Linked DNA regions of Mus musculus: region 1 is linked to region 2. A link is a loop called in an ENCODE intact Hi-C map of the cell type or tissue named here. Cell type or tissue: left cerebral cortex. All regions are shown on one strand. Links, peaks and the distances in the headings refer to the core of each region. The heading gives the core; the rest is flanking DNA. Region 1 overlaps Ttc39b (tetratricopeptide repeat domain 39B). Region 2 holds the start of Snapc3 (small nuclear RNA activating complex, polypeptide 3).

Region 1 (15,250 bases), core at 4,237-12,236, 140 kb before region 2:
CCGATGGAGATCTGTGGATTGAAACCAGTGAGGGGTTTTAGTTCTTTGATCTGTGAGAAAGGGCTGCACAAACATGAGAGTACAACACACATGCGTCAATCATTTCGTATGGCTCACCTCTACTTCAGTTTGGAAAGCAAGTAACGCAATTCTATTTTGTGTTAAACATTTCTGAAATAAAACCACTGGGAGACTTACCAACTTTCCTTATGTTTTAACATACATAAATATTAAAATCACCCACAGCAATATTTCTCAACCCTCCAAATGCTGTGACTCTGTAATACAGTTCCTCATATTGTGGTGACGGCCCCCCAAACCATAAAATTATTTAGTTGCTACTTCGTATCTGTAATTTTGCTACTGATATGAATCATAATGTAAATATCTGAAATGCAGGATATCTGATATGCAATCCACTCAAAGGAAACATGACCTATAGGTTAAAACTACTAACCCACAGCCTTCATCTTTTGTATCCCTTTTCTTTAATTTTTTCCTCCCCCCACCCCCCTTGAGGAAGAGGGCAGGAACAGGCAGAGTCTGGCAACATAGTCCTGGCTGGCCTGGAACTCCTATGTGAATCAGGGTGGTCTCAAATTGCCACGTCCTCCTGACTCTATGTACCAAATGCTGGGACCGTGAGTGCGTCACTGCTTAGCCCAGATTACTATATGTATAGTCTTCCAGCGTTTTGTTTTGTTTTGTTTTGTTTTTTGTTAGGGTCTGTCTCTACTCACAACAATCTTCTGGCTTCGACTTCCCAAGGGCTGAGATTACAGATATGAGCCACCAAGCATGGCTCAGAACTTTTTTCCCCAAGTAAAGCTATACATATTTTATTAGAACGTTATTGAAATAATTATTACATTTATAAGATGGAGCCCTGAGGCAACAGCTACCCACCCTCTTAGGCTGCTGGGTTTGTTGCAGTTTTAACGTGCATGGCTGTTCTGGCTGCATGGGTATCACGTGTGAGAGCCTGGTGATCCAGAAAGCCAGAGTGAATATCTGAGTTTTCTGAGTCTGGAGTTTCAGATGGTTATGAGCTGCTGTGTGGGTGTTGAGAATCCAACTCAGGTCCCTCTGAAAGGGTAACCAGTGCTCTTAACCAGTAAACTACCTCTCCAGTCCCACTGTTTGTTTGCTGGTTTGTTTGGTTTTTTGTAAGAGAAAAGTTTTGTCTATAGCCAGACTGACACTGAAAACAAACCTTGCTTGCCCTCAGCCTTCTGAGTGCCAGCATTGCAGGTGTATGCTCCCATGCCAGGCCCTGAATACCAGTTCTTCAATAAAACAAATTCCTTCCCACCGGCCTCTTATTTCCTAAGTGTAGGTGAGCAGCCAGACCTGGGTCTGGTTACAAATACTTAAATTACATCCTTCTCACCCTTTATGCTTTTATACACACTAAAAGTCCCAGAAAGTCTATGTTTTAAATTTTACATTAACATCACAACAGGCCTATGATACTACAACCTGCACTTTTTCAGCAGTATTTGCTCAGGATCAGTTGTTTCTCTAGTTTAGGATGTGAGTTCTGTAACACATTTCAAATACAAACATCAATAGAAAGGTATGCGTGTCTGACCATCTCCCCTTCTGCATGGCTACTTCAGGGATCTGGTCATAGCATGCCACCAAGGGCCACATCACCTTTTTGACAAGAGCCAAAATTCATTCTTAAGGCCAGCAGGCATAGTTCTACCTACAGCTCTGTGGGACCGTGAAAGGCAGCCTGCTTTCTGGTCGAGCTAGGTTCAAACCCAGCAGATTAATCTGGAAGGGACAGAAGGCCTGTTTGCCATGCTCCCAGACATAGGCTCCTGACACGAGGACCCAGCTCCTTAATTCTGTGGCTATCAGTCATGTAGTCTATATAGCCAAGTATGCTCCTCCCCACAGTTACCCTGCAACAGCAAGGTAGCCCAGCCCACTATAAAAGGGGCTGCTTGGCCCCTCCTCTCTCTCTTGTCTCTCTTAAGCACTTGCTCTTACTCTCACCTTTCACCCTCCTTCTTCCCCCCTCTTCTCCCCTCTCTCCTTGTGGCCATGGCCAGCTTCTATTTCTCTACACTTCTCCCTCTCTCTGCAATAAACACCTTGAAACCATGGACTGCCTCTTCTCATCAGGATCCACCGGGCTGGAGCAATGGAGCAGGCCTTCCTGTGCTCTAGCCATGCCCACAGAGCGAGCAGCCTGAGCTAGCCAGACTCTCGCCCACCCAGAAACCACCCAGCACCTTTCCCCTGCCCCTTCTCCCTTCAGCCCTGGGGCTGACCTAGCTGCCCCAGGGGCCCCCACTTCGTTCTCAGCCCTTCAGCGACATCCAGCCGCACCTGGGATGTCCAAGACTGAAAACCTGTTGTCTGTGGCCTCCATTTGGCCCAGGGACCCTGAAGCTGGCTCTTGGTCTATGGTGCCCGAGAGCCGTAGCCAAGACTGCGCCTTCCCCCAACCCCACTCTACCCACCCAGAACGGGGTCTACGGCCCGACGCCCATCCTGCAGCAATTCCGTAGGGTCCCATGAGTCTCCCTCGTCTGCCTGTCCATTCTCCCCGAGCTCGGGCGGGACGTGAATTTCCCCCGTCCCCTTTGTTTCCCCACATCCGGTGCCCAACACAGCCCCTTATCGGCTCTCTTCCAACTTCCCCTCTGTGGTTTCTTCTAATGCTCTGTAGAAAGGTTACTGGGCAGAGTAGTCAGCATATACTGCCTTCTCAGAAGGATGTCAATGACGTAACAGGAGGGCCTCGGAGAATCAGGAAAGAAACTGGGCTGTGGGTGCTGACAGTGCAGAATCCTGCCTCCCACTCATCGTTCTAGGCATGGCATGGCATTCTTCATCAAAAAGCATCAAGAACCTATTTCCTCCCTTTTCTTCCCCCAATGCTAGAAATGTTTCAAATGTACAGTGGAGAAAATATAGCACAGCTCACATACATTATATCTAGAATGTGGTTTTGGGTACAGTGTGAGCTACATTCAATTCTCGCCCCCAATTCCTCCGTTCCTCCAAAGATAGGCAATCAATAGCTCATCCTTCAGCCATTTGTTAGCTCAGAAACCAGATAAAAGGAAGACTGAAGTCCTCTCAAGATCCTTAAACACTGGCAGGCACACAGGAACTCATCCTCCAGAGATCTGCTTGCCTTTGCTTGACTGGTCACTTTCTATTAAGATTATATTCTAGAAAATGTGACATTGGTGCTGGAAGAGATGACTCAGCAGTTAGCCTGTTGCTCTTAGAGAAGATCCAGGTTCGAGCTCACAGCCACCCACAGCTCCAGTTCCCAGAGGACCCAATGCCCTCTTTTGACCCCTGTGAACACCAGGCTCACAAAGGGCACACACACAGTGCCTACATGTACACGCAGGCAAAGCATTCATATGCATAAATAAGTACATCTTTTTAAAACCTTGACACTAGTTTGCAGCTATTTTACTCCAATAGATATACGAATGTCCGAACGTGCTATGGTTTAATCCCTGGGCTGGTGATAAAACAAATAAAACGGTTTGTGTTTAATAAATCTTATCTCGACATTTTGTCTTCAGTTTCCCAAGTGCTTTGGGAGGCCCTTTATCACCTGGATGATCATCCACACATGGATGCTGCAGTTATTTGTGGACAATGCTGCACCATGCTGCAACCCCTAACTGAGAGCAAGTTCCCATGCATTCCACCTGGTCCTGGACACACTTCCGTTGCACACATCCATTCTCTCTGCAGGTTACACACTTGACATCACCTCAGCTTTCTGCTAAGCGGAGACAAGCAGAAGTGAGTCCTCTGCTTCCTCAACTGGCATTTGGGGATCTTTGTATTATACTGTCATTCCCATTTATGTGATTGTAACAGCCATAATTATAAAGTTACACAAAAGGTCTTGCTGGACTTTTTTTATTCAGATTTCATTATATTATTACCGAAATCTGAAAAATGTTCTTTGTACTATTGCATTTTTACATCTATGTTCCCGTCTGCTCTGCCCTCTCCCAAGTCCACTGTGATTAAAAGACCTGCTCCAAGTAGGAGACAGTGGACCCTTGGGAGGTAGATCCTGTGGGAGAATCTGATCAGGTAGCCAGGTAGTCAGGTAGTTCAACTACAACCTTTGAGCTTCCATGAACAATGTTACAAAAGGAACAAGTCTGGTGTGCCCTTCCTCCTAACACGAGCTACCACCACGATACATGTCTGTCTGCTGCCCCGCTTTCTCTATATGAATTGGCTACCTAAGCTCATGACTTATTCAAGGCTTTGCTTATTTCCTTCAATATAGGTTAGCAGTATATAAACACTGTGCTGATATCCATGTATTTAAAAGAACAACACTAAACTTTATGTTGCTCCATAACTTTAAAATTTGTGCCACCACAAGTAGCACAAGTTTTAATATTTACCTGAGTGCTTCTTTTTTTAAATCTGAAACACCACTATACTCAAGTAGTAAAGAATGTTTTCAAATATTGGAGAGAAAAAAAAAACCACTCATTTGATTGACAGTGACAACTACAGGTATTCGTATATAAGGAAAATATGTCTTTATATTGCATTGTTTTGAACACTTTAGTTTTTAAAAAATGCTTTAAATAGATTTTGATATATAATTCCCAAAGGCATCCATCCAACTATCACCCCAATATAACAACATCCCATCACACAAAGGTACCCCCCACTTGCCACCATGCTCCATAACCCTCGTGACCTCTAGTTCTAAGCAAACCAGAGTCTTTTGCATCTGTAGATGTTTTCAATGGTTGGCTTTTTCCACTTCCCATGTTTCCAAGATTCATTCATGCTGTATGGAACAGGGAGCAACACTCTACCATATGTAATACTATGGAATATGCCACTGGAGAGATATGCCCAATTTGGTTATCATTTCATTTGTTCATAACACATGGGACATTTTGCTTTTTGTACATCATGGAGATTGCTGTTATTAATGCTCACATGTAAGTTTTACGTGACTATGATAGACTAGGTCATATGATAATTCCACATTTGACACTGAAGAATTGCCACCAATTTTTTTCCAAAGTGGGTATATAATTTTAAACGCTAACCAATAAAGTGTAGCAGCCCAATAGACGAGTTCTTCCAGGAGCCAAGCTCACGGCCAGTGATCAATGAGAGAGAAAGATTCTCACAAGGAGGATGAGAAAGAAAGAGGCAAGCCAGGTGTGGTGGCACACAGCTGTAACCCTGGTGCTTGGGGGACAGACACAGGGACATCGGGAGTTAGCACAGTCACTGCTACATGGTGAATTAATGGTAGCCTGGGCCTCATGAGACTCTCAAAAAATATCAGAGGACTCAGTAGGTAAAGACACTTGCCACAGGCCTGATAACCAGAATTGGATCCCCAGAATCTACCCAGTGAAAGTAGAAAACTGACTTCCAACAGTTATCCTCAGACCCCGACACATGCTATAGCAAGCGTGATGGACATACGTACAGCACACAACTAAATAAAATGTTTTTTAATCAAAAAGAGGGGCTAGAGAGACAACTCAGCTGTTAAAGGCACTTGCTGCTTTTCCAGGAACTCAAGTTACATTCTCAGAATCCAGAGGCGGTTCACAACTGCCGTAACTCCAGCTCCAGGGAATATGACATCCTCTACTGGTCCTTGCTAGCCCCTGTGCAAGTTGGAATGATGCTTTTGTGTACTGTGTAAAGATTACCCTTGCATTATTCAAATGCTGATTTATATACAGACAGAGAATTGAGTACAGACCAGTCTTTGATAGTTATTTTTGTGAGGCATCACCTGTCTCAGTGTTTTGTAAACATCCTTCTCTATCACCTTCTGACTGGGCAGTCAAGAGTTGATTGGCCAATTAGCTGGGCAGAGGAAATAGGAAAGCTGGACTTCCAATCCCAGCCAGGGGTCCCACGGAGAAAAAAGTAAAAGGACCAGGAGGAGAGGTGAAGAGACCCCGTGGAGAGACCCTGGAGGATTCGCCATGAGATTGCAATGAGAGAGCAGACACGAGGGCACACATGGACCAGAGCGAGGCAGGGCAAAACCAGATTGGCAAGTAACAGGGCATTTGTCTGATATTAACAGCCTTAGAGGATTAGAATAGCTCAGAATCTGCCCAGCCTAGACTTGCAGCTTGTTAATAAATGTAATAGGTCTTTGGGTCAATTCTTTGGGAGATACAATTGCAATAGATCAAGTTTTTATGCATAAAGTACAGTCTACAGCTACGCTTACACCACAGACACAGAGAATATATACAAATAAAAATAAATCTTTTCCTTTAAGTCTGAAACAAAGATGCTCGGTGGAGGAGGGTGGGAGTAAAGGGAAGACAAACAGCCAGAACTCAGAATGTCAATCAACAGCGCTTTCCCTTCAGCACCCACCACCACTCACCTGCCTATCACCACAGCCACCAGGGTCAGAAGAATACCATCCCAACTTCCCCTCCTTCTCACCCCAACTCCTTATAGGAAATAAAACTGACAGAGCCATGGGGTGATAAAAAAAAAAAGATCCTTGTTTTATCCTGAAATAAGGAAATATTAGATATGACAGCAGTAGAGTGGTCCAAGACACCCTTCTCTAGACTTACTACCAAAGTTCACAAACCAAAACCAAACTCATCACTGTCATCTCTAGGATGTGGCAGGCAGGGTTCCTATTCTTTGTTCCTGTCCCCAGTGTTGCAAATTTTCAGACATAGTCATGTATTGTTTTCATAATCAAGTGAAGGAATACTTAGACTCCAAGCACTAGAGAGACATTCAAGTATTAGTTTAAGGAGAGAAACTCTCAACACCCCATGCACACCGCACACAGCTCAAATGGAGCTAAAATCAGGCCAGGCCATCTATGTATGGCCTGTAGCCTTGCCTGTAGCCCTTCCTAGCTAAAATCAGGCCAGGCCATCTATGTATGGCCTGTAGCCTTCCTGTAGCCTTGCCTGTAGCCTTGCCTGTAGCCTTCCTGTAGCCCTTCCTAGGAAGCCAGAGTTTCTCTACCTAATGTTTTTCCCACATCATTTTAGGTCATTCAGAAAAATTTCAATTTTCCACTAATGTGGCAAAGTTCTTAAACCTCTGTGGTCTTTTTCTAATTCGGCCTTTTTTTATCTCCTCCATTATAACATGCTCCATTACTATTTTAAGAATTAAACTAAAATAGTTCATTTTTAAACATCTCAACTGTTTTCAGATTTATAAATGTACCTTCAACCTGGTTTTTTCCTGTTGTCTGCCTTTGCTGAAACCGATCTATGCTCTAACCCTGTTTGCTTGTGCTGGGGACTGGGCTGCGCTGAGCACTCTCCCACTGAGCTATGTTTCCACCTCCTTTTCACTTCTATTCCAAGACAGGTTTCACTAAATTGCCCAGGCAGGCCTTGAGTTCTCCGTCTTCTTCCAGCCTCAGCCTCCCAGGCAGTGGGGATCACAGATCTTCCCAGGGACCCAGCTCAACGGGAGACCTACTCTTTACAGAAGGAACGAGCCCTGGAGGGACAATAAACAGTGGTGTACTAGCCATCTCTGGAGCCTAAATAAAGGTGGAAGGAGAGTGAGTACCCACTCCCAAAAGTTGTTCTCTGCCCATGACCACACACACACACACACACACACACACACACACACACTGTGGCACGTTTGCACCTGCACTCACACACATCTCACACACATGCATGACAGTAATAAACTAAATTTTAGGAGAGATGTGGCTTAGCAACATGGTAGTGAAGTGCTGATGAACGTGGCAGAATGCTAACTGACACCACTTAAGTTGTATTCATCGAGTCGGATGGAGCATCCAGGAGGAACAAAGTGAGCCAACTCCTAAATAACAAGCTCTTCCAGGGACAGCAAACATCTTGAAGAAAGCCAGTGTCTCAGCAGTTATCCCTGGGCTTTGCAAGGGGGAACCTTCATTTAGCATTACGCCGACTGGGTAAAGGAACCAGGGGACAACTGAAGGGTTGCCCACCCTCCCCTCAGCAGACCAGCCACCCTGGTCTACCCCCCAACCTCGACACACTCACTGTTAAAGCCAACTGTGGGAAAGTCAATCGACAGCCATCAGCCAGCCAGGGCAGGCACTCAAGGCTGGTTCTCAAGGACATAAAGTTAACTTCAGAGCGAGATGGAAGCACAGGCAGAAAGCTGAGGACACGGAAGCACAGAAACAGCCTTGTTCACTGGGAAGACTCCCACCGCCCGTCTGCAGCACCCACTCTCGAATGACTCACAAGGAGTATATAACACCACCACCACCACCACCTTTTTTTGAGACAGAGTTTCATATAGCCCAAACCAGCTTTAAGCTTGCAATCCTCCTGCCTCAACCTCCCAAAGGCTGAGATGACGACAGATGTGTGCCACCATACCCAGCTTATAGAGAAAATAAAAAGTACATACTGAAACTAGATTAAGCATATTCATTGGCTCTTCATTTGGCTACTGCACGTTCCCTCTCTGTCTGGAATTACTACAAAAATGAGGCTATTTTCAGGCTAGCTTAGTGACAAAGTGGAAATAGCTTTAGCATCCGGGGTTCTTGTGGGCCAACCAATATCAAGAGAGAACTATAACTCCCCAGGATCAAGGCCGGGTCCACTCACACGCCCCACAGGTACCAACAACTACCCTCCACAATCATCCCCCCCCCCCCCCAGGCAGGCTAGAAGCTGGTGGGAAGGCAGGATGGCAACTCCCAGCCAGGCAGGGCTCCTCCCAATCACTTGCAGCTTCTCCCTGGAAGGAGAGAAGGAGCTAGACACAGCCGCCGCTGCAGAGTTTCAGGTCACTTGCCAATGACTCTCCCTCACCACTCCCAAAGCCAGCACCCTTCCAAAAGAGGGTACTGGCAATAGGAAAGTCAACTTAGCAACGCCAGCTCCACGTCGGTTTGTTCTCTGTTCCTGGTGGGAATGGGGGCTTTACAGCAAAGCCAAACCATTTGGGGAGAATAAGAGTTCATCTTCACCTAGCTTATAAACCAGCTCAGACCTGAAAGGACACTATTCCCCAAGGAGTGCTGTTTTCCTTGCCTGAAGACGCTGCAAGCTCCCAAGAGCAGAAATCTAGACGTTTGCAACTTCTGTCCTTAGGCAGAGCAAATCAAATTTCCTGTGTTATTCCAAATAAACTACAAGAGGGCGGCAGGTCTGCCGGAGATGTGCGCAGCTCCTACTCCGTCTTCCCAGGCCCCACTGCTCATCTCTTAACTGAAAGGCAAACAGGAAGAAAATCCTCCTCCCTCCCAGCAATAAATTTACTTCATCTCTTTCTCACCAGAGTACCCCAGGGACAGAGGAGGTGGCGTAGAGAGAAACAGGGCAAAACTGGATTGCTCCCCTAGGTGTGTCATCAGTTTTGATGGTAGGCCTCAGCAAGAGCAGGAAAGAACAATTCCCAGCTCAGTCTAATGGAGCCGCTCCATTTGTAAAACCACCTTTTAAACTGAGACACCACATAAATAAGCGCAAGGGGCTGTAATCGGTGGTGATGCTACTGGGCCACTTAAGATGAGGAGAACCAAGAGCTTCCCATTACACAGACCAGGGCATTCCTGCTACTCAGCAGTTCTGTCTAATGTTTCCAGTAGTCCTGGGACAGCTAAAAGCAGTGTTTGGCCAATTACAATACGCCTCCCAGCACGGAAGCAAATATTTGCAGGGTGCAGAGCAAATGCAGGTTTTCGGTGTGACGATAACTGGAAAGAAACTGAGCACTTTAGAAAAAAAAAAAGAAAAGAAGCCCCCAACTGAAACGAAGAATAGCTAGATATCTTTAAACAATTGCGAAGACAAGGTTTTCTTTCATCCACCTCCTAGTCCAAGAGAGGGAGCGAAAACAACGGCCACAAAAAAGCCATTTTCTCAGACTGTCTGCGTCTCTGCTCTCTGACTGGTTATTTGAGTTGTGGTGAGCAGTTTATGAAGTGAGCACGGGACTGTATTAGTGCAGGGATGCTGTGGCTGTGTCTGCGTGGAAGGAGGGCTTCATAAATGCTTAAGAAATCAAGCACCAGCATTTATGCTCTCCTAGCTGATGATAGGCTATATTTATTTCAGCTTGTGATACAAAGCCACCAGATGCAATGGCTTCCACAACTGGTGCTACTGCAAAGAAAGAGGGGCAAAAAGAGGGGGGAGGAGGGAGGGATGAAGGAAGGGAAGGGAAGGGAAAGGGAAAGGGAAAGGGAAAGGGAAAGGGAAAGGGAAAGGGAAAGGGAAAGGGAAAGGGAAAGGGAAAGGGAAAGGGAAAGGGAAAGAAAAGAAAAGAAAAGAAAAGAAAAGAAAAGAAAAGAAAAGAAGAGAAAAGAGAAACCCTAAGCTATTTTGGAGGTGAACAGCAGGTAAATGTTTTGTGTTAGGTCCTGGTTTGTGGATAATTGAGAGGCTCAAGTTCTGCCGTACTCTCTGTCTAAAAAGATAATGACCACAGCCCCAACCACAGGTGAAATTCAAGTCTTAGCCCCATGTTCTTCTTCTTCTGAAGTGCGGCCACCTGTATGATTTCAAATAACATTCTATAGTACACTAATCTACATAATCACTAAAGAAACCCATCAGTGCCACTTGAATGGTCTCTAAGGACTGTCCACACCTGTGGACTGATGAAATATCAAAAGAAGAGGAATCCATGTGTGAAATGTGCACAAATCCACATGCTAGGCACGAAGTCTGCCTTAGAGCAGCACTTGCCACCTCTCACAAAGGCCACATGGCAGTTAGGTTGATGTCAGAGTGTTAGCCTAGAGAGGGGTCTCCAACACCCACAGTGGCCTGGCCAACGTGCTCATGCCTTCAGTGCAGAGGCAGCAAACACATGGGTACAGCCAGAGGGTGGGCAATTCCTAGGATGGGCACAGCAATCAAGGCTCAAACAGCTTTAAGAGAGCTAACTCTGCTCGCAAACTGTTAACGCATAAACTAAGAACTGTCCAGCAGCTGGGTGAACAGCCCCAGGTCAGCCAAAGCTGCTGGGTTTAAGGTGACAAAGCTGGAAGCACAAAGGGGACTTACTCAGGGAGTGTGGTGTTAACAGATCCCATGGGTTCCCAGTTCTTTGTCACAGTTCCCACCAAGAAGCAGTGGCGCCATCTAGAAACTGTGGCAGGTCAAGGGAAACCTGCTAGAATGTGTCTACTGAAGTCACTCTGCCTCATTACTGCATGCAGGAGCTGACACACTGCTGTGGGACCCTGGGAGCTCTGCTAAGGTTGACAGCTATCTGGACTTGACAGCAATCTGAACAGGAAGTGCAAGAAATGTTAGCTTCTTCCCAAGGCCGTTTCTTTTCTCGGATGAACCTCTTGCAGGTCTTTCCCTGGCCCACCACTGAAGCTCAGTCTGTCTATACACAGCCTTTGCCTCTCTAAAAGGAGGTGAAGATGGAAGCGAGCAAGAGGAAAGCGAGTGCAAATGATAGAAGATCTGGGCTTGGCGCCAAAGGAAATAATCACTTCTTCCTTTTTATGATTTATGATACCCAGCAGCACACTGAAACTTATACCAGAGGAGGGTTAACTGGGGGAGACTCGCCCCAATCAACCTCCAGCTGGAAGACACAATGCAATCACTCAAGGAGTTTGTGCCATTACAATCAGCACTCTGATGACCCCAGGCAATGGGCATGACTTGGTCATTACAATCAGCAATCTGAAATGGCCCTGTGCTTTAACCTGAGTCAATTTTCTCTTTTGTGACAGGACAGGACAGTAAAGTAAAAAGAGAAGGAAAGAGCCGGGCGTGGTGGCGCATCCCTTTAAACCCAGAGCTTGGGAGGCAGAGGCAGGCAGATTTCTAAGTTTGAGGCCAGCCTGGTCTACAGAGTGAGTTCCAGGACAGCCAGGACTATACAGAGAAACCCTGTCTCAAAAAACAAAAAAATAAAAAGAAGAAGAAGAGAAGGAAAGAGAGTGGTAGAGGAAAAGAGAGGAGAAGTAGTGGCCTGGCCCAGAAGTCTTTTGAAGAAGAGTCTAGTTCTATGACTCCCCTAAGACAGGAAAACGGTGGCACAGAATGTACATGATAACCAGTCTCCCTCCCTTCCCCAGTGGACCAGGCAAAGCAGAAACCAGTTCTTTCTCATCTAAACTCTGCTCTTACCATGCCTAGTGCATGCTCATTGAACTAATGGAAATATTTCTAACATACCTCTCCAGCTAAGAACTCAAAGACTCCATGACAAAAGATCTGAGGCAGCACAAGTTTCAAGCATTTATGTGTTCCATATAAAGCTGCTCATAAAGGTAGCCTGTAGTTTTACATAGCTGAAAAGCTCACCACAGCTCTAATGAAATAACTTGGTAAATAGTTTTTAACCACCTCCTTTATCTACTTAAAACGTCTATTCCAGGAATCCAAATACAATGTTTTCTTCAGCCTCATCTCCCCAGAGCTTGAAAAAAAGCTTTGCAACAAATGTTAACATTTGTGAATGAATGAATGAATGAATGAATGAATGCTCTTTGCTAGTTTAAAGACAGAGTGTCCTAAATTTAGCAACCCTTCCTAATTAAATTCAAGTTGCTGCATTTAGGTATGACAAACTGTTTAAAAATAAAAACAGCAGATGTTTGATCTCTAGGTGGCAGGGATTTTTTTCTTTTTCTTTTTTTTTTTAATAATCCTGTATTTATTTTTAGTCTGCAGGAAATCAACCAAATACTGGCATTCTGAAAGCTCCTATATTATGTCAGCCTAAGTCAGGCATACTACATGTACAAAGATGACTGCTACCAGTTGGTGTTTAAAAGTATTTTGACTGCCAACCTCTCTTCTAAAAACCACTTTAGTGTGGTTTTAGGATACAGAAAGGATATCAATGGCCAACTGATATTAATCAGTTCACAAAGCCCAATCAAGAACATGTGAGGTCACAAGAGGAATCCCAAGTCAACCTCTGTCCTAACAGGCTTCTCAGGGTGCGTTCACCAATCCAGCAAACAGCTGCACTCTGGTGAATTCCAGAGGGGGAAAGTGGGGCACGATGACTCAGGACAGATGTTCTGAGTTCAGGATCTGCGTCACACGGACACACGAGTCAGCAGTGATTCCAGTGCACAACTTAAAAATGCCGTGAGGCAGAGCTCACTTTCTGGGGGCTCACAGTCGCTCTGATCTGCTGAGAAGACTAGCTGAAGCCAATATCACCCAGGAGGAGCTGAAGGTCTAGGATAAAGGGCACAAGCTATTTCTGAATGAACATCACTTTATTCATCTTTAAAGCCTTAATTAACATAGCAAGATAAAATGCTAAGAAGAAGGCAGCAGAGGACCTAAGACAAACACAAGTGAGCCTCCTCCTGCTGCCATTGTTCTGCAGTGGGAGTCTCGGGAGCCCCAGGGCACACCTTGCAGCAGCCGTCAGCCAGCCATGGTCAGCCCGCCAGGGCACCGGGAGAGACCACAGCCTCTGCGGCTCAGGCAGGCGCACAGACACAGGCGTGCATGCGGCTTTCTGCAATTACAGCTCTCGCCCTCGGGAAGAGTCAAAAAGGGAGGGGGCGTGGGAAGACCCGGCAAGCCTGGCAGGAAGCTGCTAAGAGGACAATGTCATCTAACAAAACCTGAAGGTCTCTAATGAAACAGAACTCTTTAATTTATTTCCCCAAAGCTTTCCTTAAATAAATCCTCACAGACTTAGAGAGGACCTTGCAATCATGTCCCCCTGGAACTACTAAATAAATACAGCATACTCACGGGTTTACGGCAGCTGTAACTTCAGAGGAAAGAACCGGGTTCCACTGTGAGGATGGCTCTCTCTCCTACCAGCTCTTTTTAAAACCAACTAAAAAGAGGAGTCCTTCCTTAATGTAAAACCAACAGAAACCTTCAACGTCTGTTTCGTTCCCCAGTCTCGAGAGACTTTCAATGGCCAGACCTGGCAGAGAAGTTACCGGCATCAGCCAGGCTCCCGGCGCACTGCAGGGGTGAATTTAAGACCTGTCAGTGACAGTGGCAGCTACACTCACTACTGTGGCGGCTGCTTCCGCAGGAAGGGATGCTGGGAGATTTTTTTTTTCCCAATCCCTGCCACAGCCTAGTCCTAATCCATCACTGTTTAATTATCCTAGAAGAGCTGGCAAGGCAGGTACAGATGGACTGGGCTTATTAAAAAAAAACCGTAGGATCTTCAGGGATTTCTCACCTAACCTAGGCATTTCTCCATCTATCAAGAAGTAGCATGAATTACTTTAAGAAAAATGTGAGAACAGGTTGTTATTCCCAGACATGATTTACATTTTCTACCCATGGACTTTCTTAAAAGACAATTGAGGGGCACAGAATAAGGAAAAATCAGCTTCTCTATAGTTTTCAGTCTTGTCTGATATTTCAGTGGCCAACACCAATCACATGGCAGTTAGATCAAGGTTGCTGGAAAGGTCAATTTCAGATTGGCATCTAATAAATATTATTTCAAGTGTGCTTGGGTTTAGAGTTGTGGTTTTTTGGTTGCTGTTGCTTTATCTTTGAGGGTTTTTTTTTTTTTCAATTTCTTATTAGCTATTTTCTTCATTTACACTTCAAATGCTATCCCAAAAATCCCCTATACCCTCCCCCCGCCCTGCTCCCCTACCCACCCACTCCCGCTTCTTAAAAATATGGAACACTTCACAAATTTGTGTGTCATCCTTGTGCAGGGGCCATGCTAATCTTTTCTGTATCGTTCCAATTTTAGTATATGTGCTGCCGAAGCGAGCACTATCTTTGAGTTTTGATTGTTGACATGGACTCTAGCTCTGTAGCCCAGGCTATCCTGAACTCAGGATCCTTCTGCCTCCTCTTCCCAAATTCTAGGCTAATATAGATACACCTTATCAAGCCCAGTTCTTGAAGTGGATTTGGCTAATCCAAAACCAAAAACATCATCTTTAAAGAACTCTACTCCAGAGAGCCTAACTAAGCAAGATTCTGAAGCTAAAACTTAGTGCCATCTAGCAAGGGCTCAGCTCACAACAGAGCTGAAAGTGTCTTCTTATAGGACCCATTATTGTTTCTGATAATAAAAGTAGTATCTGGATGTGGTATCACATGCCTGTAATCCCTAACTGGGGAGGTGGGGGCAGAAGAATCAGGATTTTCCAGTCTCAGCTACATGATGAATTCCAGGACAATCTAGGCTATATAAGACACTGACTCAGTAAAGAAAAAAGTTACTATCAAGTAAAATAAGCTGGTGTTTCCACATTATAAATAATAACTAGAAAAAGATTAAAACCATATACAACCCCATAACCCAGAGATAGTTA
Region 2 (15,250 bases), core at 3,115-11,114:
GTGGCCCAGGATCTCCAAGAACTCTCTCTATAGACCAGACAAGCCTGAAATTCAGAGATCCGCCTGCCTCTGCCTCCAGAGTGCTGAAATTAAAAATGTGTGTTGCCACCACCCAGTGAAAGATCCTTTCTTATACCAACAAGAAAATATCATTCTTCACCCTTCCCCACCCCCACAAAAAACGCAGGAACTTTATTATAATCACTATTATTCTCAATGCCAACGACTAAAGGAAACAGGTCACTTTTAGTGACCTAAAGCTCACAGACCCACACCAGAACTAGCTTAAAATTCATGGAACACACAGCAGCCCCTCAGGTTGCTGAACTTTACAAAACAATTGCAGGTGCTTCTGAATTTATGCCGCATAAGGTGCAATGGTCTGCACAGAGTACGTGTCACCTGATCAAGGGCCTTCAGTTAGTTTCATAAAACAGAGTGAAGCTATTGGCTCCTCAGCAGTGCTGTGGTCAAGCCTAATTCAAAGCCACCCTTGATTCACACCAACATTTCATAATAAAGAAATGTAAGAGTCACCGGGTATGGTGGCACACACCTCTAACCCCAGCATTTGAGGCTGGGGCTGGTGGATCTCTGTGAATCAGAGGTCAGTGATCTACATAGTGAGTTCTAGGCCTGCCAAAATTATGTAATAGAGATCCCACCTAAAAGAAAAACAAGGAGGAGGAGGAAGAGAAGGAGGAGAAGGAAGAGGCAGAGGAGGAGGAGGAGAAGGAGGAGGAGGAGGAGGAGGAAAAGAGGGTGGGGTGGGGGGCTGACAACACAGGCTATGGGCTCTTGGATACCAAATTACTTACAAAATGTAAGGAACCAGCCGGGCGTGGTGGCACACACCTTTAATCCCAGCACTCGGGAGACAGAGGCAGGCCGATTTCTGAGTTCGAGGCCAGCCTGGTCTACAAAGTGAGTTCCAGAACAGCCAGGGCTATACAGAGAAACCCTGTCTCAAAAAACCAAAAAAAAAAAAAAAAAACAACCCCCCCCCCCCAAAAAAAATGTAAGGAACCTGTCCTTCTTAGAAAGCTGGCACAGAGGCCTGATAAATAGTATCAGAAAGGCTGGGAGTGTAGGTGCTATTCATAGAGCCACTGTGACCTGCAGCTGACTCCACTACAGGTCACTAAGACAGGCAAGCCCTCCATGAGCGGCTCTGTAGAAGGTTCAACATCTGGCTAACATTTGACTCTTCAAAATAGCAAAAATTCTGCAGCTACTGTGATGGCTAACTCTATCTTTTAAGTTTAATTACTGTGCTTAAGAGATCTATAAAATAAAAATGCAGCCAGGTGGTGGTGGTACATGCTTTTAATCCAGAACCCAGGAGGCAGAGGCAGTGGATCTCTGTAAATTCAAGGCCAGCAAGGACTACACAGAGAAACCCTGTCTCCAAAACCCAAATAATGACAATAAATAGATAAATCAAGCCTGTATCCTGTAAGGCCCACTTGCCCAAGGACAGGTGGCTTCCTGGAATGCTGGGGGCTGCTCATGTAAGATAACAAGGCAAGTGTTTTCACTTCTGTAAACAAGCTAGGTTGCCCCAAGTGCACGGGATGTATGCTTGGTCACATGTGCGCCAGAGGTATATAGGCAGGATGTGCCTCAGGATGCATTTATAGTCCCTGACTACTGTAATTCGGTGCTGTACTCTGGGAAACCCTGGAGTATAGACCAGGCCAGTATTCACAGTCCTGGTCAGTACTTAATAAAGCTTAATTCATATTTGACTCAAAAGTTGTACTGGTTTTACTTCTGCCCGGTGGAATGGATAACGTGTGTGGGGGCTGTTGAGACTCGGACTCTGGACAAACAGCTGAGGTGCAAGTTTTGCATACCAAATTGGACCTGGCCTCCAGGTTCTCCCAGCATCCCTCAGTCCCTGCCAATGCCCTCTACCCTGAACCCTCCTGCCCAGGCTCTGGGCTTCCTGTCCCCAGAGGTTCTTCAATATATAATCCTGAAGCTTTGGCTCTCTCTCTCCTCTCTCCCTCTCTCTACATTTCCTCCCCCCTATTTTTCTCTCTGCTCCCTCCCACTCATCTGTCTTCCCATCTACATGGTGACATCACTCCTGTGACATCCAAGAGCTCCCTCCCCTTCTCCTCCAATAAACTTGCCTTAAACTTTAGTTTGGCTTGAATTGACTCATTACACTGGTGGAGCTAACTTCACAGGGGCAACATGAGGCAGTCTAAGGCATCTCATGACAGGAAGTAAACACAATTAATAAAAAGCACAACAGCATAGTGTTTTGTTTTGTTTTTTCCCCATAACCCTACTTAATCTCCCCAAAGTGGCCTTTTCGGACTTTAAACGATCGATGGCTACAGTATGGAAAACTTCTTTTTTACTCAGGACTTGTCAAGTCCCGCTAATGGCACTTCTGGAGGTACAATGGCTCTTCAGTGACCCACAACTAGAACTCTTAGAAACAAAGTGTGGGCTGTGAACCTTTCCTAGCTTTAAACATGGGGGTTTCTGACAACAGATGCACACTTCTGTGCAGAGAGTTCAAGATCCTTTGGTCCAGTAAGCACCCTGGGAAGCAACCTGGGGTGCTGCTGCCCCTGAGGGTGCTGGGGTCTGGACACTGGTCACTTGCGCAAGGCTGTTGGATATGCTATGTTTGGGGGAAAGCACGTCTGTCCATGTTGTTTTGGGGGAGCCACCTCGCAGGGTGTGGTGTTGTTGGGTAACACCAGATGAACATTGTAGGTTTAGTAGGACTGGTGCTTTCCTGTTCTTATTCACCCTTGTTTTTTTCTTTCTCCCCATCTAGGGTATGTGAGCCCTTCTGCATCATCTGCATCCCAGCTTTCACGGTCAGCAGGGGTCCAGATTTGGTCTCCAGCTTCCATTTAGCCAGAAGTGGCTGAAGGAGTTCAGAGCAGAGAGAGAAAGTAGACTGAACATGACCAGCAGCTGGATGTGGCTTGGGCTATCTTCAGTAGAAGGGAGAGTAGCTGAGCATAAAGACTAGGGGAAACATGGTGATAATCAGGAGAGAAGGCACGGTTGTGAGGAGCGTGAGTAGCCATGGGGAGGAAGTGTGAGGAAGCTGGTGGGGGCTGGGAAATGTATAACTAAGGGAGCCTGGAGGCTAGCATGGACCTCTATGTACTGGTAGATGACATGAATGTATGCTAATTGGAGAGCCAGATGTCCATTTTGCCAGAAGTAAGGGAAATGACGCCTCTGGCAGGCAGAAGTGGCTTTAAAAGTTCCGGAGGGATGCTGGCTTTTATCCAGTTGCCAGAAACCCTCTTCTAGTCTAACTTGAGCTTGTTTCTGGTTTACAAGGCCTTTTGGAGTTTGGGGAGTTGACAATTGCTTTCAAGTTTCATTCTGACTCCATTTTTAAATTCTTTTATTTAAGAGACTACGCCTATGAAAAGGCACTGTATCTCCCAGTGACAAAACCCACACAAACTCCTTAGCCATTAGGTAAATGCAAATGAAAGGCACAAGGAGACATTAGTTCACACTTGCTAAGATGGAGATAATAAAATGCAGATGACGTTGTGTTGGAAAGGATATGGAAACTGGAACCCTCTGGTGCTGCTCAGAGGAATGTGAAATGGGGTAGCCATATTGGAAAGCCTTTGCCAACTTGATCCTGCTAGACAGGTTAGCCTAGGGAGAGCCCTTCATCCCCAAAACAGGACATAAAGAACAATAGATGGTGGTGATTGCTTCCGCTAACCAGTTTAGTTCAAACTGGATCAGTTCAAATTTAAATCAGGGACTTCCTTCCGTAGGTCTAAAAGAAACTGGACAAAAGGCTAAGTGTGGTGCCTATTAGCATTACCAAATACCAAAGCACAAACTGGCCTCCAGGTTCTCAGGATCTCAAATGATCTGTTACAGAGTCCTTGCCGTCGTGCAGGCTGGCTCCTGGCTCTTTTCACCCTGATCCCTACCCTAAACTCTTTCCTATAGAACCCTGACATTTCCCCTGTGCCTTTTGGTGTTCTCTCTCTCTCTTTCTCCTTTGCCCATACTCTCTTGTATTCCTTTCTTGCTCTCCCTGTGTCTTAGAGTCTATTGCTATGATAAAACACCATGACCAAAGCAACTTGGCTCACAACCCTCTTATAACCCTCTGCAATTCCAGTTCTAGGGGATTCTTATGCCCATGCAGGGAAAACATACACATAAATCTCAAAACAAACAAGCAGGAAAGAAATGTCACTGGAAGTTTTTGTGTATCTTTTTTAATTATGACAATGATGATATTTATATAAAAGATCTTATACAAAACCACTTTCACACCTCCTGAGCCAGGAATGTATTTATAATAACTAGGTTGGAGAATTACTAAAAAGAAGGCCCTACTTTTCTTTAGTCTCAAACCAACTGCAGTTTCAGAGTTATCAGGGAAATTAGAGCCCTTTCTTTGGCTTCTTAGTCTCATTAATAAAACAAGATAAAAAAAAAAAAAAAAGCCGGGCGTGGTGGCGCACGCCTTTAATCCCAGCACTCGGGAGGCAGAGGCAGGCGGATTTCTGAGTTTGAGGTCAGCCTGGTCTACAAAGTGAGCTCCAGGACAGCCAGGGCTATACAGAGAAACCCTGTCTCGAAAAAACAAAAAAACAAAACAAACAAACAAAAAAAAAGGCCTGATATTGCATGTCTTTAATCCCAACACTTGGCTAGCCTGGTCTACATAGTGGAACTCTGTATGAAAATAAATAAATAGAATGTTTTTAATTAGAGTTTAAGAAAAAAAAAAAAAAAGACAGCAACAGTACAGACAAGCTGTAAGTCTCAGCAGCTTCCAGAAGAAGGAAGATGGAAAAGAGAAAGAAAAGAAAGCCAGGCCTTTTGAGTTACATGTGGAGGTTAGACACAGAACCAAAGCTGGGGAGAAGTGGGGGCAGGGGACTGGACTGCTCCTGAGGGAAAAAAAAAAAAAAAGCCCAGAACATCATGGGAAATATGCCCAGGCTTTGGCAAGTATCTGGGAAAAGAAAGAAAGAAAGGAAGGAAGGAAGGAAGGAAGGAAGGAAGGAAGGAAGAAAGAGAGAGAGGTGTAAAAAACGAGGACATGACAGCTCCAAAGAGATGGTTAAAAAAGAAGGCTTTCATTGTAGATTTGACGAACAGTACAGCAGAGGCACTGTAAAGAGTCCGAGCAGGAAGAGAAAGCAGTAAACATGAAAAAAGGGTAGGTTGTGAGTGAATGTGGGTGCTGAGAACTAAACCACGGTCCTCTGGAATTGCAGCAAGTATTCTCAACCACTGAGCCATCTTTCAACCCCTTGTTTTGTTTTAGTTGAACTGTTAACTCGGCATTTTTCTTTTTTCTTGTATCAGCTCTTGCCCCTGGGTTCCTGCTCTGCTGGAGTCTTGTCCTGACTTCCTTTGCTGATGGCCTGTGATATGGAAGCCAAGTTGCTTTGGTCATGGTGTTTTGCCCATATTGTCTGTGCACTATTGCATGCCTGGTACCCAAAGAGGTCAGAAGAGGCCCTGGAACTGGAGTTATAGACCACTGAGAACTGCCACACGGGTGCTGGGAACCGAACCCAGGTCCTCTGGAAGAGAAGCTGAAGCTCTTTAGCCACTGAGAGACATCTCTCCAGTCCTGCTTGTTGTTTAGGAGACAGGAATTCCTGTATCCCAGGCTTGCTTCAAACTCCCTCTGAAGGTGATTATGACCTTGAACTTCTGGTCCTCCTGCCTCTCCCTTGCAAGTGCTGGGATTATTGATCCCAGGACTTCATGCATGTGAGCCAAGTATTTTATCAGTTGAGCTGCAGCCCAGTCCATCCAATGAGTTTCAATAAATAAAATATATAATATCCATGCAATACAATTAAATTCAACCAAAAAGGGGGGGGGGATGAAGTACTGAAATTTGCTGCAAAGTAAAAATATTGTACAATATTATAGAAACCTATTGTAAAGGTCATATATGATTACATTTATATTACATGTAGAAAATAAACTGGGTGTGGTGGGACATACCTTTAATCCCAGGACTCAGGAGGCAGAAGCGGCTGTGAATTCAAGGCTAGACTGTTCTACGTAGTGATATCCTATTTCAAAAAGCCCAGATAGCAAACCTTTACAGACGTAAAGCCTGAAAAGTGTTGGCTAAAGTTGGAAGGATTGGGAGTCATAACTAAAAGCAACCTTTTCACGAGTGGTGAAAATGTTCTTAAACTAATGGTTGCCCCATTGTGAATATACTAAAAGCCACTAAAGGAATAGTTCCAATGGCTGAATTATACAACATGTGTCACAGGACAATCATACAAGCCAGGGATTGTTCAGCACACCCTGCTATGATATTTGGAACAGCTGAGCGATGGCCAAGCTTCAGAAACATCTAGGCTCACTGGGTTTCAAGCTACTTCCATTTCCTAGTTTACCGGTTTACTCCTTTAACAATCACATTCGGCTCTCTCCCCGGAAAAGTGGTGACTTTTCAAAATATATACATATGGCTAAGAATGAATTTGTGTGTTGCATAGCCGACGTTCGATAAGCTCTATCGTGCAGGTAGGTATACAAAGGCACGCATACAAACACACACCGTGCCTTTCAGAAGATTCTGGACGAACCAGTCTCAGTGCCCCTTGTCCTTCAGGATTCTCTCTAGGATAGGAGGAACCGCAGAGCAGCTCGCAAAACCAGTGGACAAAAGTCCCGCCCCTACGAACCAGATTTGAGAAAACTATGAGATGGGGACCCAATGATTGAGTCTTTAGGTAATTGTGGGTCCCAATACCAGATCAGCTCGGAACACAGCGAGCCGCACAGCCCTCGGACAAGTCCAGAGAACAATGCATCCAGCCCGGCCCACAGCGACCGAGCCGCGCCCAGGCGGTAGCCAGCCTGCTGGGAAATGTAGTTTCTGAAGCACAGCTCGCGCAACCGCCCGCCACCCCGGAGCTCTGCAAAACTACAAATCCCGTCACGCCCCGCGACGCCCTCTCGCCAGCTTTTGCCGGAAGGGATCGTGGCTGACATGGCGGAGGACCTGCAGGGCGGCGGTGCGGGTGGCCCACAGCACCCAGTCCCCAGTGCGAGCCACAGCAGCTTTCCGGAATACGAGCTTCCCGAGTTGCACACGCGCGTGTTCCATGTGGGCTCCTTTGGGGAGCTATGGCGTGGCCGGCTAGGGGCCCAGGATTTGTCGCTGAGCGAACCGCAGGCAGCCGAGCAGCCGACCGACGGAGGGGCATCCAACGACGGCTTTGAGGATGCTGCAGTAGCCAGCGATCTGGGCTGCAGTCTGGAGGCAGCAGCAGAGCTGAGGGTCGTGTGCGGGTGAGTGTGCGGCTTCGGGGTTTTGCGTGGATCCCGCAGGGCTCAGCCTCGTCCCTGCGCTTCTCGGAGACCCTTAACCTTCGTCCCCCTAAACCCTTTCCGGAAGGCCGGAAGAGATCCTTGGGTCCAAAAGCACTTTCCTGAGGGGTGGATCCAGTAACGGGACACTACAAATGCACGAAAGACTTCTATTCTTGATCTTTAAAGTGCTTGTTGAAGTAACAGCGGTATATATCTGTCATTGATATTTGGACAATGGAAGTACCTGAGGATGGAGGAGACTTAAACAGAGCCGGGTTGAAACCTTTATTAACCGTGGTTTCTAGCGGTCCTCATGAAAATGTTATTACTAAAATTTCCCTAAAAGTTTCTTACCTGGAAATAGAAATACAAAAACTAACTTGTAGCGGTCCTTCTCCTTTTGACAGTACTGGCTGTCCTCAAATGAACATACACCCTTTTCGGTATAACACTGGCACAAAAACCATTGTCTTGAATTCTGGCCTCTTTTGAGCTGCCTGCTGGATTTCATAAGACTTAATTATTCAATGATGTATTTAGGACAAGCTCTGACCCGCTGTTGAAAAATGCATGGCTGATCATAAATCGTTGCTTTTCCTTTCTCCCTTTCCCAACCTCCCTTTCTCTAAGCCTTGATAAACTGAGATGCCTCGGGGAAGATGAAGACCCGGAAGTCATCCCAGAGAACACTGACCTAGTGACTTTATGGTATGAGTTTTGTTTTGTTATATGCTATTTGTTTTGGTGCTGGAGATGAAACACGACCTACCACTAAACTACAGTTAGTCTTTCTGCTGTTTATCTGAACACTCTGAATGTTTTACTCCACCACTTAAAATTCAACCATTAGTTTGGTGTCCTGGCTTTTGGCTGTAATCCCAGCCCTCGGGAGGCTGAGTCAAAACTGATGTAAGTTAGAGGTTAGCCTTAGCTACCTAGTGAGTTCAATGATAATTGATGACTGGTTGTTGTTGTGGTGGTGGTTGTTGTTGTTTTAAACATTTGGACATCCTTTCTTTGGCTCTGTGGCTCTGTGGCTCTGTGGCTCTGTGGCTCTGTGGCTATGGGATACAGTTGTGTGTGTTTCCCCAGGCTCTTCCATTCAGTAAATCACAGATACTGTGCTAATTTACCCATCAGTTACGTAGCTCCAAAAGAAGTACCATTCTGTAATTTGGGATTAGGGTGATATTTTTTTTTTTTTAAGATTTATTTAATGTATATGCGTACACTGTCACTGTCTTCAGACACACCAGAAGAGGGCATCAGATCCCATTACAGATGGCTGTGAGCCGCTATGTGGTTGCTGGAAATTGAACTCAGGACCTCTGGAAGAGCAGTCAGTGCTCTTAACCACTGAGCCATCTCTACAGCCCCAGGGTGATATTCTTACATCTAAAGAAAAACATTAAGAACACAAAATCCCTAATATCCACTACATATTTGAATTTGCATTGATTTTTTAATGTAGACTTTATCTACTTAGATTTGTAATGCAAGCTTAAATACTCAGATAGTGTGTCCCAAAATACCGGTGATAAGGAAGGAATTGGTGACCTACACCTTTAATCCCAGGGAGGCAGGAACAGGCCGATCTCTGAATTTGAGGCCAGCCTGGTCTACATAGATCTCTGAGTTCCAGGCCAGGCAGGGCTATATGATGTCTGAAAAAAAGAAACAAGCACCGTTATTTTGCTTCTTAATTTTTAATCTTCAATGGAGCCATTTTATTTGTAAAATACTATAAAAATCAATTCCTAATCCTGGGGCGGTGGCTAAGCACTCAGGAAGGCTGAGCTAAACCCATCGCCATGAAGTCAAGGCCAGACTAAGTTCCCGGCCAGCTTGAATTAAATGTGAGATCCTGTCTCAAATATAATAAAATAATAATAATCCCTTCTTAAATGTAATAATAACAATAAATTACTAAAGAGGAAAAATTAAACCAGAATGCTAACATAATAAGTCCAATTTTTATTGCAAAATTTAGACATAAAAATGCTGTCAACTTGTAAAAGTTTCTAAATGCCTACTTTCATTTTGCAGATTGCTTATCACTTATTACAGATCCATTTTAGCCTGCTTACTTAACACATTTTGAGCACTGTTACTCAATGATGTATAATATTAGAAATTTATTACTTCTGGTTTGTAGCCCACTAATTTAAACAGCCTCAACTGTGTTCTGTCATTCCTGAGTCCTTTTGTTATTCCCATCAAATATTTGTAGGGAGGAGGTGTGTTTGTATATGTTTGTGTTTGTATATATTTCTGTGTATTTATGTATTCATGTTTTGACTGTGTGTTTATGTATGTATTTGTGTATTCATGTTTTGTTTGTGTGTGTATGTGTTCAGGTTTTTGTATATTTGTGTGTGTGTTGACAAAAGAGTATTCTTTAGCTAGGGTTGGAAAGCTATTGTATTTAAAACTTAAGAAATGAATCCTAATAACCTTGTAAAATGTTGGACGTTTTGCAAAAGTCTAAATCTAGCCCTACGTTTGTCTTCCCTAAAACTCTTTCATTCAGTAACTTAAAATAAAAATAAAAATCTAGCCAGGGCATTTGATGGTTCATGTGTGTAATCCCAGTATTTGAGAGACTTAGGAATGAGGACTGCCAGAAAGTCCGGGCAGGCTAACCTGATTTACACGAATGGGTTCCAGGCTCTCTATATAAAAAGAAACAAAAGGTCCCTTAAGTATAAGTTTTGCCACTGTTTTTCTTTTCTAATAAAGAAACTTCTTGTCAGGCATTGAAGAGAGAAGGAAGACAGACGTTAGAAATTGGTTCTTGCTGTGTGCCATCCTTTTATCATAACAAGCTAAATGACTTTAGTATTTAAGGGTTTTTTTGTTGTTAAAGATTGCTTCTCCCTTCCTTCCTTCCTTCCTTCCTTCTTTCCTTCCTTCCTTCCTTCCTTTTTTTTGGAACTCACTCTGTAGATGAGGCTGACTTGAACTCCAAGCTTTATGTTTCTCTACATCCATCTCTCCAACTCCCCGTATTTACTATTTAAACCAGGTTTTAATTTCTGCAATCAGAAATTAATACCGTCCACGGTAATGGTAAAATCTGTTCCCGCAAACCTTGTATCCATCCTCCTCGCTGGTCTGGCTTACAACGCTCTGTTTACTGCTCTAATGTACCATTTAAAGGATAAAACAAACTGTCAGATTTTTGGAAGAAAGAAAGAACCACAAAATTGTAAGATTCACAACTGTCAACCAAACTAGGAATGTTTTAAAAGTCGATTTTGAGCCACCAAGATGCATTAGCCATCAGATCTAACAGCCTTGGTTAAGAGTCCATTTGTGAAGGTTTCCTAACATCTGTCTTCCTTCACTCTTCAATGCCTGACAAGAAGTTTCTTTATTAGAAAAGAAACAGGGGGGCAAAACTTATACTTTTTTTTTTTAAGAAATTTTAATTACTTTATTGAAAACTGCTCTGAATGCTAAAATGTCCACCTTTACAATAAACAAATACAGTAACGATAACTCACATTAAAACAAAACATTTCTGATAGCCATTATTTTTCTGTTTGGGACAGTTTAAAGTTTTTTTTTTCTTTTGTGTCATCACAAAAACAGGAATGTACCTATACAAAGGCTCAAAATAGGCCATCTTTAAAAACAAAAAGGCAATGATTCACAAAAGACTATGAATAGAACATGTAACTAGCTGATACAAATCTAATAGGATTTGTTAAAATCAGTCACATCTAATAGCACATCTGAAGTGTTCTTGTATAAAATATCACGTGAAGAAAAGAATTTATCAATGTCTAAAAAAGTGGGTTTGTTCATAGACAATCTGACAAGTTACCATAAAAAGTGTTTCCTGAGACATAAGGAAATGCAACATTATTCTTCTTGAACCCTTCTCGTCCAAGACTTTCCACTCAATAAAATAGCTGAGGATCTGAAACTGAGAAAATAGATTTGAGTACAAACAGCTTGTGAAACTTAATACTTTTTTCTTTTGTTCTTTTCCTTTTTTTTGTTTTTTTTGTTTTTGTTTTTGTTTTGTTTTTGTATCAGAGGGTTTTACTGAACCGACTCTGCTACTCAGATGTGAAACCTTCTGTATAGGAGCTTTTACTTCTTCAATCCTGTGCGTGGAGATGTCTACACAGGCAAACAATGTCCTCCCCATCTTGGCTTAATTTTAATCTTCCTATCAGCAGAGGCACCAGCCCCTGGAGACCAAAGGGACTAGTCTTGATGGGGATTTCCTCTCAACTTTTTATTGATATTCGGAGCTCTTGATGCAACATTCTAGAGCAAATTCTAGAGCTCTAGAATGTTGCATCAAAACTTATACTTAAGGGACCTTTTGTCTTGAGAAGCAGCGCCTCACGAACCCTCTGACCTCCCTACGTCCACCATAGCATGAGGCCACATGCTCACGTCCTAGAGTAAACAAAGAACTGTAAAAACTAAAGTAAACCAAACCTGGGATTTTGTGGAAAAGTAAAACCTTAGCCTGTGTCAGAAAGACAGAAAAAAAAAAAAAAAGCACTGTTAAAATAGGAATCTTATAAAACAATCCAAGTACCACAAGGACACAGGAGGAAATGAGACTCCAAAGAGAACTTCCTGCAGGAAGAGACTGACTGAGGTTAGCTTGTGAGATGAGTGCAGTAAAACTGGAGCTCAAACTCATAGAAAGCCTTCAATCCCAGCAGAGGCAGAGACAGGCGGATTTCTGAGTTCGAGGCCAGCCTGGTCTACAGAGTGAGTTCCAGGACAGCCAGGGCTACACAGAGAAACCCTGTCTTGGAAAACCAAAAAAAGAAGAAGAAGAAAGTGAAAAGAAATGGACAGAATGTTTATGTGGCAGAAGTAGGCAAAAACACACAATGGGAAAAGGAGGGGAAGCGATCTGAACCAGTAATTTACACTTAAAAAGTTTTAAGAAAATACAGTATGTGCACCACAGTTACAACCCCTTCCAGTTCTGAGAGGCTGAGGTGGAAAGGTTCATGTCTGGACTGTAGAATTAAATCCTGTCTCAAAAAAGACCTCTAAATAAAGATGTAGTTGGTGGCAAAACACTGGCTGAGCATGCACAAGGCACTGACTGACCCCCTGTTCCAGAGTCGGGAGCAAAGCTGAAAGCACTGATTTGCTCTGACTACCTTAGGGCATAAGAACAAGGAGGAGTCGAGCATGCCACACTTGTTCCGTCTCCACTAATGTGTCCCCATTCCCTCACTTCTACCCAGCACCCCTGCAGGAGATGGCTTAGGTTCACTGTTTGTCCAGGTCAGTGGGTGCTTATGCAGTTTATCTCCTATATCAGGCAGAGTCCAAGTAAGGAAAAACAGCAGTCACCTTGATGGAGGAGGGTTAATCTAACGGACTGTTAACTGTGGCTGGGCATTGTGGTTCGTGCCTGTAATCTCAGGGCTTAGGTCTGAGAGGTAGGAAGATCCCTGTAAGTTTGAGACCAGCTGGACTACACAGTGAGTTCCTGTACAGCCCGGGTTTTGGGCAGAAACATAACAAAACAAAAAGCTCTGAGGAAGGGTCAGAACAGTGAGGCGCTGACACAATAACGAAGGGAATGGGGCTAGGTGGTAGACCAGATAGCTGTAAGGGGCGAGAGTGCTAAGGGAGCTCCTTTCTTCCCCTAGACTAAGACCCACAGCCTTTAAGAGAGGGCCTGCCCTTGTTCACTAAGTGGCAGTGACATTGCTTTGTAGAAATCCGTGTGCCAGGAAGAGCTGTTGAGGGCAGCTGGTGGGAAGGGAAGCCACTGGGCGCTTGGTGCTGCAGCCAAGAGCTGGGTATTGACACCATGAAGCCGTGTGCACTTTAGGACTGTGCTGAGCTAACTAGCATGTCGCCAGGAAGCAAAACCTTCCCTAGAGTACTACATGCAATACAAGTTCTCTCCTATATTTATACACTTAATGAGTACCAGTTGGCAAAGAAAAATAGTTAAACTGCGAAGGTCCATTTCTACAGAATAGATAAAAGCGTGTGTTTGTAGACAAGAGCTGGTAAGCTGCTGTATCCAGCTTACCTTCCTTCCAAGGTTCCCATAGTGTGGCTTGGCTTTCTTCATCCACAAGGATGCCTTGAGAAGCACTGACTCAGCCTTCATCGGAGCTTCATTATTCTACTGTGTGGGTCTCCCATATACACCTATATGGATGTGTTTAAGATATTAGAAATGTTTTGCAAGCTAAATGTGGTGGCTACATTTGTAATCCTGCACTTGGGAGGCTAAGACAGAGAGATCATGAGTGTTAGGCCACCCTGGACTGGTGAGACCTCATCAAAAATTAAACTAAGCAGGGTGGAGGTGGCACACGCCTTTAATCCCAGCACTTCAGAGGCAGGGAGATCTTTGTGAGGTTTTTTTTTGGGGGGGAGGGGTGTGGTAGTTTTCGAGACAGGGTTTCTCTGTGTATCTCTGACTGTCCTGGAACTCATTTTGTAGACCAGGCTGGCCTCGAACTCAGAAATCCGCCTGCCTCTGCCTCCCGAGTGCTGGGATTAAAGGCATGCACTACCACGCCCGGCTTGATCTTTGTGAGTTTGAGTCCAGCTTGGTCTACATAATGAACTCCAGGACGACCAGGGCTACACAGAGAAACCACATCTCAGAAAACCAAGAAAGTAAAATAAAACTTAAAAAATAGATAGCTCCAAAGGAACAACAAAATTGCCCTTTGGCTTACACACACACACACACACACACACTCACTCACTCTCCTCCCTCCCCACTTGGTTTTCAACAAAGAAAATGTATGCCTGCATTTGAGTACACAAACATAGGATACAGAAACCCAGCAAGTGAGCCCATGTGTTTTACAAATGTCCACAGCCCTGAGGAGGATGCAGGGAGCTCCTCTGAGTCCACGTGGTGATGGTGATGCAAGGCTGAGGAGAAGGCCCTGCTCATGTGTTACTGTTTATCAGCACCCAGGAAGCTGAGTGACACCATTACTAGACTTGAACAGATAATAGGTGCGGCTCTCAGAGCCACCCTTCTCACTTTCGGAGAGTCTGTGAGTCTTGTGATCTGGTTTGGGATTTGAAGAATCCAAATAGAAGGCTTCAGAGATGGCTCAGTCAGGAAAGTGCTTGCATGAAGTCTGAATTGGATCCCTAGTGCCCACATTAAAAGAGACAGTGGTGCACATCCCAGTGTGCATGAAGCAGAGACATGGGGGTCTTGAGAGCAATACAGTAGAAGGATGGCTTGGGTTAAGAACACTGGCTGCTCTTCCAGAGGACCTGGGTTCAGTTCCCAGCAGCCACATGGCGCTTCACAATCATCTGTCATTCCGTTTCTCAGAGAGCTAATGCGTACTTTGCCTTCCATGAGCATCGGGCACTCATGTGATATACAGACATGTGCATAGGCAAAACACCCATTTACACAAAATAAAATAATAATTTAAAAATAATGACAAGGTGAAGCCAGGTGTGGTGTTCAAGGCCAGCATGGTCTACAAGCTCTGGGCTAGCAAGAGCTGTATACTAAGACCCTGCCATGAGAATTAATTAAAAGAATGAAGCATGATAAAGATACCCACTGTCAACTTTTGGCCTACACACACACATGTATCCACACGCATCTGTATCATATGTACATAAAAGTATCCATATCTTTTTTTTTTTTGGTTTTCCGCCTGTCAAGTATCCATATCTTAAATACATAACAAGCAACCAAAAATAACAGGTGTTTGTACATTCATGGTTTAACAGACATCCAGCCTACTTCAGTTGAAAGGCTTAGAAGCAGTAACTGCTAATCATAGCACATAGTTTCTAGAACTGGTTTCTAGATCTGTCTCCATGATGGTGTATTCTGTACTCCAACGCTTGGGGCACAGGCAAGAGGATCAAGAGTTCATAGTGAGTTCAAGCCCAGATTGGGCTACATGAGACCTTGGTTTAAAATAAACAA

Evidence for each region. Hi-C counts contacts between places; a loop is a spot of excess contacts. Peaks named below come from ENCODE experiments on the same cell type or tissue, not always from the same donor. Only the 100,000 strongest peaks of a DNase experiment are listed, where the experiment ranks them.
Region 1: a loop joins it to region 2, with 2.1 times the contacts of the local background. A loop is called at or near these places in 2 of 42 quality-filtered maps.

Annotation. Positions count from the first base shown.
Region 1 is chr4:83,271,208-83,286,457 of GRCm38, forward strand. It overlaps Ttc39b (tetratricopeptide repeat domain 39B), which reads right to left. Exons shown (of 20, transcript NM_027238.2): 3 at 1-11. Gm42307 (a long non-coding RNA gene) reads left to right here and starts at 13,232. Exons shown (of 3, transcript XR_881384.2): 1 at 13,232-13,573. Gm23412 (a small nuclear RNA gene) reads right to left here and starts at 14,703; the gene lies at 14,597-14,703. In left cerebral cortex, for the core only: no CTCF peak of the experiment used is centred there; DNase peaks (open chromatin) are centred at 6,381, 7,357, 7,880, 8,253 and 5 more places; H3K4me3 peaks cover 1,232 bases; H3K27ac peaks cover 3,348 bases.
Region 2 is chr4:83,410,756-83,426,005 of GRCm38, forward strand. Snapc3 (small nuclear RNA activating complex, polypeptide 3) reads left to right here and starts at 6,969. Exons shown (of 9, transcript NM_029949.4): 1 at 6,969-7,299; 2 at 7,951-8,028. The coding sequence starts at 6,998. In left cerebral cortex, for the core only: no CTCF peak of the experiment used is centred there; a DNase peak (open chromatin) is centred at 6,897; H3K4me3 peaks cover 2,296 bases; H3K27ac peaks cover 1,127 bases.